2 separate regions of the Homo sapiens genome follow, and region 2 is linked to region 1. Evidence: read pairs that join two places in POLR2A ChIA-PET (ENCODE). Cell type or tissue: GM12878. All regions are shown on one strand. Region 1 overlaps PLA2G4E (phospholipase A2 group IVE). Region 2 overlaps STARD9 (StAR related lipid transfer domain containing 9).

Evidence for each region. ChIA-PET counts read pairs that join two places held together with the same protein. Peaks named below come from ENCODE experiments on the same cell type or tissue, not always from the same donor. Only the 100,000 strongest peaks of a DNase experiment are listed, where the experiment ranks them.
Region 2: POLR2A ChIA-PET joins it to region 1 with 5 read pairs; 1 of 35 experiments calls an interaction of 5 or more read pairs at or near these places.

What each region holds. Positions count from the first base shown.
Region 1 is chr15:42,008,399-42,013,398 of GRCh38, reverse strand. All of the region lies in intron 2 of PLA2G4E (phospholipase A2 group IVE), which reads left to right. Among named protein-coding and RNA genes, the nearest start is that of PLA2G4E, 10 kb to the left of the region's middle. In GM12878, no CTCF peak of the experiment used is centred here; a DNase peak (open chromatin) is centred at 2,678; H3K27ac peaks cover 606 bases.
Region 2 is chr15:42,628,310-42,633,309 of GRCh38, reverse strand. The region is part of intron 3 of STARD9 (StAR related lipid transfer domain containing 9); the gene reads right to left. Among named protein-coding and RNA genes, the nearest start is that of STARD9, 55 kb to the right of the region's middle. In GM12878, no CTCF peak of the experiment used is centred here; no DNase peak of the experiment used is centred here; H3K4me3 peaks cover 307 bases; H3K27ac peaks cover 1,061 bases.

The DNA of each region.
Region 1 (5,000 bases):
TCGCCCTCTGTCTCCTCCCCACTCTCTCTTCCTGGAATCGATTTCCAAGAGCACCCGCTTTGCCCACACGGAGCACTCCTTGCTCCTCCTTTCGGTTAGGGCCTGTTGGGGTGAAGTGGAAGGAGAGGCACTTAGGCATCGTGGAGCCAGCTGCCAGGTGACTCCCAGAGCCCCTTCTCAAGACAAAGATCTGAAACTGGGCTCTGGGGACCATGCCAGAGTCCACAGCACCCAGTTCTACAGTTCAGCCCATGGATGTGGCTTGACTTAGCAGCACTGTTTGTGCAGTGCTGTTTCCTGGCAGCCCTAACCTCCCCCCTCATCCCAGAGCCTGCTGCATTTCCAGGCCACGGGGGCCAATGGAGGCATCTCAGTGGGCAGAATCCTCCCCACCCCTGTCTTTGGGTGGCATTTTAAGAGATCAGGAGAACTGAAAGCCCCTCCCACACTGCCCACCCCTGGCCCCATCCAGAGGGGAAGTTGGCCCCCAAGGGGGAAAAAGCTGTATATCCAGGCCCCACAGGTGGGGAGCATCCCTGCTCACCGGTAACCACACAGGAATGACTCAAGCGCCACAGGGATCCCGAAAGGCTAGGGAGGGCCTGAGAGGGGCAGAGAAGACACAGAGCCCTGAGATTGAGTGTACATTTTAACAAGAGGAGCTATCTATGTCCAAAGCAGTTATAGAATAACAACGTTCCCATCTTGTCACCAGGGAGTTTAGAGGCAGAGGAGAACAATGAGAGCTGGGAGTGGCCAAGAAAGGCTGCACAGAGAGCCTGGGGTCTGAGAGGGGCAGGACCTGAGTATCCAGAGGCCTTGGGAGCCCGATCTTGGGGAGAGGCTGTCCTGAGGGAGGGGAGCCACACCCCCTGAGCACCTGCCTGGCTGACCTGTAGCCAGACATCCACACACTACCCGATGCTCCCAGCAACTTGAGGAGAGGCCCTGGAGGCCCATTTTGCAACAAGAGGTTAATGATTGCCTAAGAGGGAAGTAGGGTCTGGTCCCAGGTGTGGAGAGTGTGGCAAGAGAGGAGACAAGCCAGGTATGGAGAACCAGGAAGTGAGGCAGAGGAGGGATTGGATGCCTTCAAAGTGTTGGGGTACCTGGGGTCTTGAGGAAGAGATTGCATGACTTCCTGAGGCCTTGTATGCAGCTTGTGCTAGAGTGCAGGTGCGGAGAGTCTGGGAACTTGTAGGAAGCTGTCACTCCAATGCAGGGCTGAGTGTGAATGGATAAGTGTGGGAGGGCCCTGAGCCCCAGAGACAGCAAAGGGACCAAGCAGGATTCCAGAGACAGAGCCTCTGGAGGGCAATGTGTCCAGAGCCTGCGCCAGCAGGAGTGGCTCCAGTAGCCTCCAGTTTGGGTCTGTGTCTGCCAAGTGGCCAACCAAAGGGCCAGGGACTTTTCCTCAAGCTTCTTGGGGTCTTTCCCAGCCTATCGGTGAATGATTTGAGGATCCAGGGAGTGTCCTCTGGATCCAGGACGTGGCCACCTCTCTTGCCTTTCTTGTCCATGCCACGGTGGTCACTCAGACACTTTCCCACTCTTGGGCAGAGTTCACCCTCATCCTTGGGACAACCCAGCTCCCACATATCCACAGCAGTGCTTACCTTCCTCCAACCCCTTCTGCTTTTTATTTTTATTTTTATTTTTATTTTATTTTGAGACAGAGTCTCACTCTGTTGCCCAGGCTGGAGTGCAGTGGCTCAATCTCATCTCACTGCAGCCTCGACCTCCTGGGCTCAGGTGATCCTCCCATCTCAGCCTGCCAAGTAGCTGGGACTACAGGCATGGGCCACCACACCTGGCTAACTTTAAAAAAAAAAAATTATTTGTGGAGACAGGGTTTCACCATGTTGCCCAAGCTGGTTTCGAACTTCTGGGCTCAAGTGATCCTCTGTCTCAGTCTCCCAAAATGCTGGGATTACAGGCGTGAACCACTATGCCCAGCCCTCCAACTCCTTTTGAGGTGTGTCTGTCCCAGCCTCTCCAGTCACCTGGCTGCATGCCCCCATGCATGCCTGCACCTGCATGCTCAGACTTCCCACTGTCCAGGGTCCTTTCTTCTGTCTTCTTCCTGCCACACCTGTCACTCAGCAGGTGACGGGGTGTGAGGAAGAGCAGGCAGCTAGAGAAACAGGCTGTAGTCTGGCTCTACAAGCCTCCTCCCTTCCCTACATGCCCCTTGGGCAGACAGGCTGCCTTTGGGCGATACCTGGCCCTCTTTGGAAACCCCCCTGTTGCTTACGTTTTCCTCATTTCCCCGAAGAACAAGGCGGAAGGCACATGTGGCATCTCGGGGTGCCAACCCCAGTCATGTCTGGTCTGGATTCCACAGTTGCTGCAGGCTGGGCTGTGTTGCTACCTTGCCTGGGTTAGATTAAGACTATCCCGATGTCTTTTAGGTCCTGGGTTACCCTTGTCCCAAATTTTTTCCTTCTAGTTTGAATCCAAAATAAACAGCACTTCCATTTAGTCTTGTAACTTGTGCCTGAGTCTCCTAAAGTTTCCAAGAGGCCAAATGGCAGTGAATACTCAAGATTCAGGGCTGACTCCTCGATAACTGAAAGAGCCTTGGGCCAGGACTGAGAGACAATCAGGCCTAGAAACCTCCCAGTTGTCAGGAGTTTTTGTTTCTCTTGAGAAATTAAAACTGAAACCAGCACCCCAAGGGATATCAGACAGGTGTCTCCAGAGGTATTAGAGAGACAAAGTTCTGAACATCTATAGAGATGATTGAGTCATCTCTGCCACCCACATTCCAGGAAAGGAGACATGTCATTCAGATGACCAAGCCCTCTGTCACTCCACTAGGAACAAGGATTAGAACTTATCTGTGCCTAGGAAATCCCCATAGTCCATGAAATTCTCAGAACCAGGTCACCGTTGCCTAACCATTCATTGCTGGGGGTGGACAGGGGAAGCAGCTCTCTGCAAAAGAACTGAAAAACTAATGCTTGGAATGTGGGTGTCTGATCAATCTTGTCTCTGCCAGGAATATTTCTTTATCTTAACTAGACATTTAAGCCTTAGGCCAAAAATACTGAGTTTTTATTTAATGGGCTTTATCGGAGAATTTTAGGCATGGACGAATGACAGGAAAACAATTTTAGAGGGAAGGGGCTCTTACAGGGTCCATCAAATCATGCGCGCCAAGTGCATTACAGAACCAGTAGGTATAGAGCTGGCACCCTGCCTGCAGGCTCCCAGCGTACCGGAGACAGACCTGAAGGGTGTGGTCCAGGCCCGGGGTGGGGGGGCCAGTGTTCTGGAAAAGCCAAGGGAAGGGTTCAAGAGGGCTGAGCAGGTTCCTGGTGAGTCTCCCTATCAGCAGAGCAATGAGACACACTGACCTCTGACCTGTATCTGCAGTGATGTATCTGTACCTGTATCCTGTGGCCACAGTGTGATGGAGACAGATGAGTCCACCTGTTGTTGCAGAGCAGCATAGGGGTGCTCCCCAGGAGAGGAACAGAGGACTCTGGGCTCTGGGGTACCTGGTCCAGACTTGGGTGCTCAGGGAAAGCTTCCAGAGGAGGTTCCTACTGAAGTCCCAAGGGGCTAGCAAGGAGAAGGGTGGGTGAAAGTGGAAGAGTGTTCTGGGCAGAGGGAGCTACATGTGCAAAGGCAGTTTTGAATACAAGTGACTGTGTTTGGCTGGAGTCTAAACGGTGAGTGCGTGTGTGTAAGTTTGAGTGAATGCGTATGTGTGTAAATGTGTGTGAATGTACATGTGTGCACACATACACATGCTCGCACACACAGGGCAGGGGTGGGGTATTAGGGAGGGTGGAGAGATGAGACTGAGGCTGGGGAAGTGAGCAGGGTCAGCCACTTTGAGTGGCTGGGACTCCTTCCTGAGGGCAGAAGGGAGCCCCTGGAGGATCTCGAACTGGGGAATGGCATGGTCATATCTAAAAAGCTCCTTGTGGCTTCTCTTTGGAGAAAAGATTAGAGTGGGGCAAGACAGGAGATGGGAAGCCTATCTGGGAAGTGGCCTCAGAGATTATGGTGGTCTACACCAGGGCAGTGGCAGGGCAGATGAGAAGTTGGGGGTCCTGAGAGAGACAAAGGGTTAAATCAACTGAATGTGAGAGTCAAGGATGACACTGATTTCTGGCCTGGACACCTGAGTGATGATAAGGAAGAGCAGGTTGAGCATAGAAGGGAAGAGTAGGTTGATGAGGTCATCATTTTCTTTTGATTCTGTTGGGTTTCAATCATTCTTTTTGTCTGGATTAAGTGATTATCATGACATCTAAAAGAGAGTGTCATCTCACCTTTCTTCAATAGGAGGAGGGCTGTGAATTCCAATTCACTGGATGATGAGGCCTCAAAGATTAACCAGACTTCAGGGATGAAATCAGAAGCTAGGAACACCTGTGATTTAGATCAGGGCTGTTGATTCTGATAAACCTTTCAGTGTGGTGACAACGCAGGGCGAAGAAAGCCCTGGCTCCACTCTCATCAGTGACTATTAATAATTAAAAACTAGTTTGAATCAGTCCTACCAGTGTAGAACTCCCATCCTCCTGCCAGCTTTACCATCGAGAGGACTCTCTGACACTGGAAACTGCTGGCTTTCACCATTTCCTATGTATCTGGTGTGTACCCTGGGCCTCACCCTCACCAACTGCCAGGAGAGTGACAGGGGCAGTCATGGCCCCTCTGCCTCCCTCCTCCCAGGTAGACTAGAGCAGGGAGCCAGTCTGGGCTACTATTTTCACCCTATCCCTTCTGTTGCTCCAGGTGGAAGACTTAGGAGACCTTCTGTCATTTTGGGAGGGCTTGTTGGGGTCAAAGCCTCTGTCCCTTCTCCAGAGCATATCCAGCAACATCACACTTGGGTTGTTCATTTAGAATGAAAAAGAAGTATGTGGCCACAGAGGGGAGGGTTTCTTGGGCCATAACCTGATGCTGCAGATCAGGATAGGTAAGAAGAGCCTGGCTGGATGCAGTGGAGGCATTAAGCCATATGGAGATGGGGGTTCCTG
Region 2 (5,000 bases), 620 kb before region 1:
AAGTTACTTAAACTTTGTAAACTTCAGTTTCTTTAGGTATAAAATGTTTATTTTTGTATCTGTAATACAGGTTTGTTGTGAAGATTAAACAAAGTAATACACGTAATTAGGGACAAAGGAGCTGCTAACTCAAGACTACACTCCCTGTTCTTTTTTTTTTTTTTAATTGAGACAGGGTCTTGCTCTGTCCCCCAGGCTGGAGTGCAGTGGCACAATCTTGGCTTACCACAGCCTTGACCTCCTGGGCTCAAACGATCTCCCTACCTTGGCCCCCCAGCAGCTGGAACTACAGGTGTGCATCACCATGCCCAGCTAATTTTTTTGTATTTTTGTAGAGACAGGTCTCCCCATGTTGCCCAGACTGGTACTGAACTCCTGGACTCAAGTGATCCACGTACTTCAGCCTCCCAAAGTGCTGGGATTACAGGTGTGCGCCACTGTGTCTGGCTCTTTATTTATTTTTTTCTTGAGACATGGTCTTATCCTGTCAGCTAGGCTGAAGTGCAGTGGCACAGTCATAGCTTACTGCAGCTTCAAACTCCTGGGCTCAAGGGATCATCTCGCCTCGGCCTCTTGAGTAGCTAGGATTACAGACATTTTTATTAGTTTTCTCTTTGTTAGTTTATTTGTTTTAATAATCAGTGTTAAGTTGTCATCAGTTTAAACGAATGGGTTATTTGCAAGCCTTATGGTAACCTCAAATCAAAAAACCTACAAAAGATACACAAAAAATAAAAAGAAATTAAAACATGTCACCAGAGAAAATCACCTTCACAAAACAGGAAGACAGGAAGAAAAGAAAGAGGGAAGAAAAGACCACAAAACAACCAGAAAACAAATAACAAAATGGCAGAAGTCCTTACTCATCAATAATAACTTTGAATGTAAAGGGACTAAACTCTCCAATCAAAAGACAGAGTTAAATGGATTTAAAAAACAAGACCCAACAATCTGCTGCCTACAGGAAACACATTTCACCTATAAAGACACATATACACTGAAAACAAAGGGAGAGAAAAAGATAACCCATGCAAATGGAAACCAAAAAAGAGAAGTAGCTACATGTGTATCAGAAAAAATAGATTTCAAGACAAAAACTTAAAAGAGACAAAGGTCATTATATAATCAGAAAGGGGTCAATTCAGCAAAAGGATGTAACAATTATAAATATATATGTACCCAACACTGGATCACCCAGATATATATAAAGCAAATATTATTAGAGCTAAAGAGAGAGAGACCTCAATACCGTAATAGCTGGAGACTTCAACACCCCACTTTCAGCATTGGAAAGATCATTCAGACAGAAAATCAACAAAGAAATGTTGGACTTAATCTGCACTGTAAACCAAATGGAACTAATAGATATTTACAGAACATTTCATCCAATGGCTGCAGAATACACATTCTTCTCCTCAGCACATGGATCATTCTCAAGAATAGACCATATGTTCGGCCACAAAACACATCTTAAATAATTTAAAAAAAAAATCTTCCTGAAAGGTGGGTTAAGGAAAAAATAAATAAAAATAAATAATAAAACAATTCCAAAAAGCTGAAATCATATCAACTATCTTCTATTACCACAATGGAATAAAATTAGAAATCAATAACAAGAGGAATTTTGGAAACCATACACACACATGGAAATTAAACAACATGCTCCTGAATGACCACTAGGCCACTGAACAAAATAAGAAGAAAATTTTAAAATTTCTTTTTTTTTTTTGGAGACGGAATCTCGCTCTGTCACCCAGACTAGAGTACAATGGCGTCATCTCAGCTCACTGCAACTTCTCCCTCCCGAGTTCAAGCAATTCTCATGCCCTGGTATCCCAAGTAGCTGAGACTACCGGCGCACACCACCACGCCTGGTTTTTTTTGTATTTTAGTAGAGACAGGGTTTCACCATGTTTCCCAGGCTGGTCTTGAACTCCTGAGCTCAGGCAGTCTGCCCAACTTGGCGTCACAAAGTACTAGGACTACAGGTGTAAGCCCCATGCCTGGCCTAAATTTCTTGAAACAAATGGATACGGAAACAGAAGAAACAAATGGGATACAGTGTAAGTACTACTAAGAGAAAAGTTTACAGCAATAAGCATCTATATCAAAAAAGTAGAAAAACTTCAAATAACCTAATAATGCATCTTAAAAACTAGAAAAGTGGCCAGGCATGGTGGTCCATGTCTGTAATCCCAGCACTTTGGGAGGCCAAGGCAAGAAGATCACTTGAGCCCAGGAGTTCAAGACTAGCCTGGGCTCAAGCTCTATAAACTCTTGCAATATAGTAAGACTCCATTTCTATTTTTTTAATTAAAAAAAAAAAAGAGCTAGAAAAGTAAGAGCGAATCAAACACAAAATGAGCAGAAGAAAAAAACTTAGAGCAGAAATAAATGAAATTGAAATGAAAAAAGCAATACAAAAGATCAATAAAAATGAAAAGTTGGTATTTTGAAAAGATAAAATCGATAAGCCTTTAGACAGATGAAGAAAAAAAGAGAAGACTCACATAAATAAAATCAGAAATGAAAAAGGAAGCATTACAACTGACACTGCAGAAATCCAAAGTCCCATTAGAGACTACTATGACTATATACCAATAAATTGGAAAACCTAGAAAGAAATGGATAAATTCCTAGACACATGCAATCTACCAAAATTGAACCATGACGAAATCCAAAACCTGAATAGAACAGTAACAAGTAATGAAGCTGTAATAAAAATCTCCCAGCAAAGAAAACCCCAGAACCTGACAGCTTCACTGCTGAATTTTACCAAACATTTAAAGAACTAATACCAATCCTACTAAAACTACTCCAAAAAAATGAAAAAGGGAATACTTGCAAACTCATCTTTTAAGGCCAGTATTACCCTGATACCAAAACCACATAAAGATACATCAAAAAAAGAAAATTACAGGCTAATATCCCTGATGAACATTGATGCAAAAATCTTCAACAAAATACCAGCAAACCAAATTCAACAACATGTGAAAAAGATCATTCAGGCTGGGCGTGGTGGTTCATACCTGTAATCTCAGCACTTTGGGAGCCCGAGGCAGGGAGATCACAAGGTCAGGAGATCGAGACTATCCTGGCTAACGTGGTGAAACCTGGTCTCTACTAAAAATACAAAAAATTAGCTGAGTGTAGTGGCACGCACCTGTAGTCCCAGCTACTTGGGAGGCTGAGGCAGGAGAATCACTTGAACCCAGAAGATGGAGGTTGCGGTAAGCCAAGATTGCACCACTGCACTCCAGCCTGGGCGACAGAGTGAGACTCAGTCTCACAAAAAAAAAAAAAAAAAAAGAAAAAAAAGATCATTTATCGTGACCAAGTGGAATTTATCCTAGGGATGCAAGGATGACTCAACATATGCAAATCAATGAATGTGATACATCATGTCAACAGAATGAAGGACAAAAACCATATGATCATTTAAACTATTGTTGAAAAAGCATTTGATAAAATTCAACATCCTTTTTATGAGAAAAAAAAACCCTTGAGAAACTGGGTACACAAGGAACATACCTCAACACAATAAAAGCCATATACAAGAAGGGATCCACAGCTAGTATCAGACTGAACAGGAAAAAACTGAAAGCCTTTCCCTCTAGGATCTGGAATAAGACAACAATGCCCATTTTCACCACGGTTATTCAATGTAGAAGTCCTAGCTAGAGCAATCGGACAAGAGAAAGAAAGAAAAAGCATTCAAATTGGAAAGGAAGAAGTCAAATTATCCCTGTTTGCAGATGATATATTTGGGAAAACCTAAAGACTCCACCAAAAACCTGTTAGAACTCATAAACAAATTCAGTAAACTTGCAAGATACAAAATCAACATACAAAAATCAGTAGCATTTCTATATGTTAACAGAGAACAATCTGAAAAAGAAATCAAGAATGCAATCCCATTTACAATAGCTACAAATAAGATACCTAGGAATAGTCTTAACCAAAATGAAAGACCTCTACAATGAAAACTATAGGCCAGGCACAGTGGTTGAGGCCTGTAATCCCAGCACTTTAGGAGGCTGAGGAAGAAGATCCCTTGAGTGCAAGAGTTGAATATCAGCCTGGCAACATGGTGAGACCTTGTCTCTACAAAAAATAAACAAAATTAGCAGGGTGTAGTGGTGTATACCTATAGTCCTGGCTACTTGGGAGGCTGAGGTGGGAGGATTGCTTGCACCCAGGAGGTCATGGCTACAGTGAGCAATGATCACGTCCCTGCACTCCAGCCTGGAAAACAGAGCAAGAGACTGTCTTGGGGAAAAAAAAGAAATTTAACTGGGGTAGTATGAGAAATACTTGCAATCTCTACCAAAATACCAATGACATTCTTCACAGAAATAGAAAAAACAATCCTAAAATTTTTATTGAACCACAGAAGACCCAGAATAGCCAAAGCCATCCTGAGCAAAAAGAACAAAACTGAAGGAATCATATTACCGTACTTCAAATTATACTACAGAGCTACAGTAGCCAAAACAGCACGGTACTGGCATAAAAACAGACACGCAGACCAATAGAACAAAACAGTGAACCCAGAAAGACATCCACACACCACAGTGAACTCATTTTTGACAAAGGTGCCAAAACATACACAGGGGAGAAGACAGTCTCTTCAACAAATGGTGCTGGGAAAACTGGATATCCACATGCAGAAGAATGAAACTTGACCCCTATCTCTCACCTTATATAAAAATCAAATCAAAATGGATTAAGGACTTAAATCTAAGACCTCAAACTATGAAACTACTAAACATTAACACTGAGAATACTCTCCAGGACATAGGTCTGGGCATAGATTTCTTGAATAATACACCAGAAACACAGGCAACTAAAGCAAAAATGGATGAATGGGATCACATCAAGTTAAAAAGCTTCTGCATAGCAAAGGAAACAATCAACCAAGTGAAGTGACAACCCACAGAACAGGCGAATATATCTGCAAACTATCCATCTGACAAAGGATTAATAACCAGAATACATAA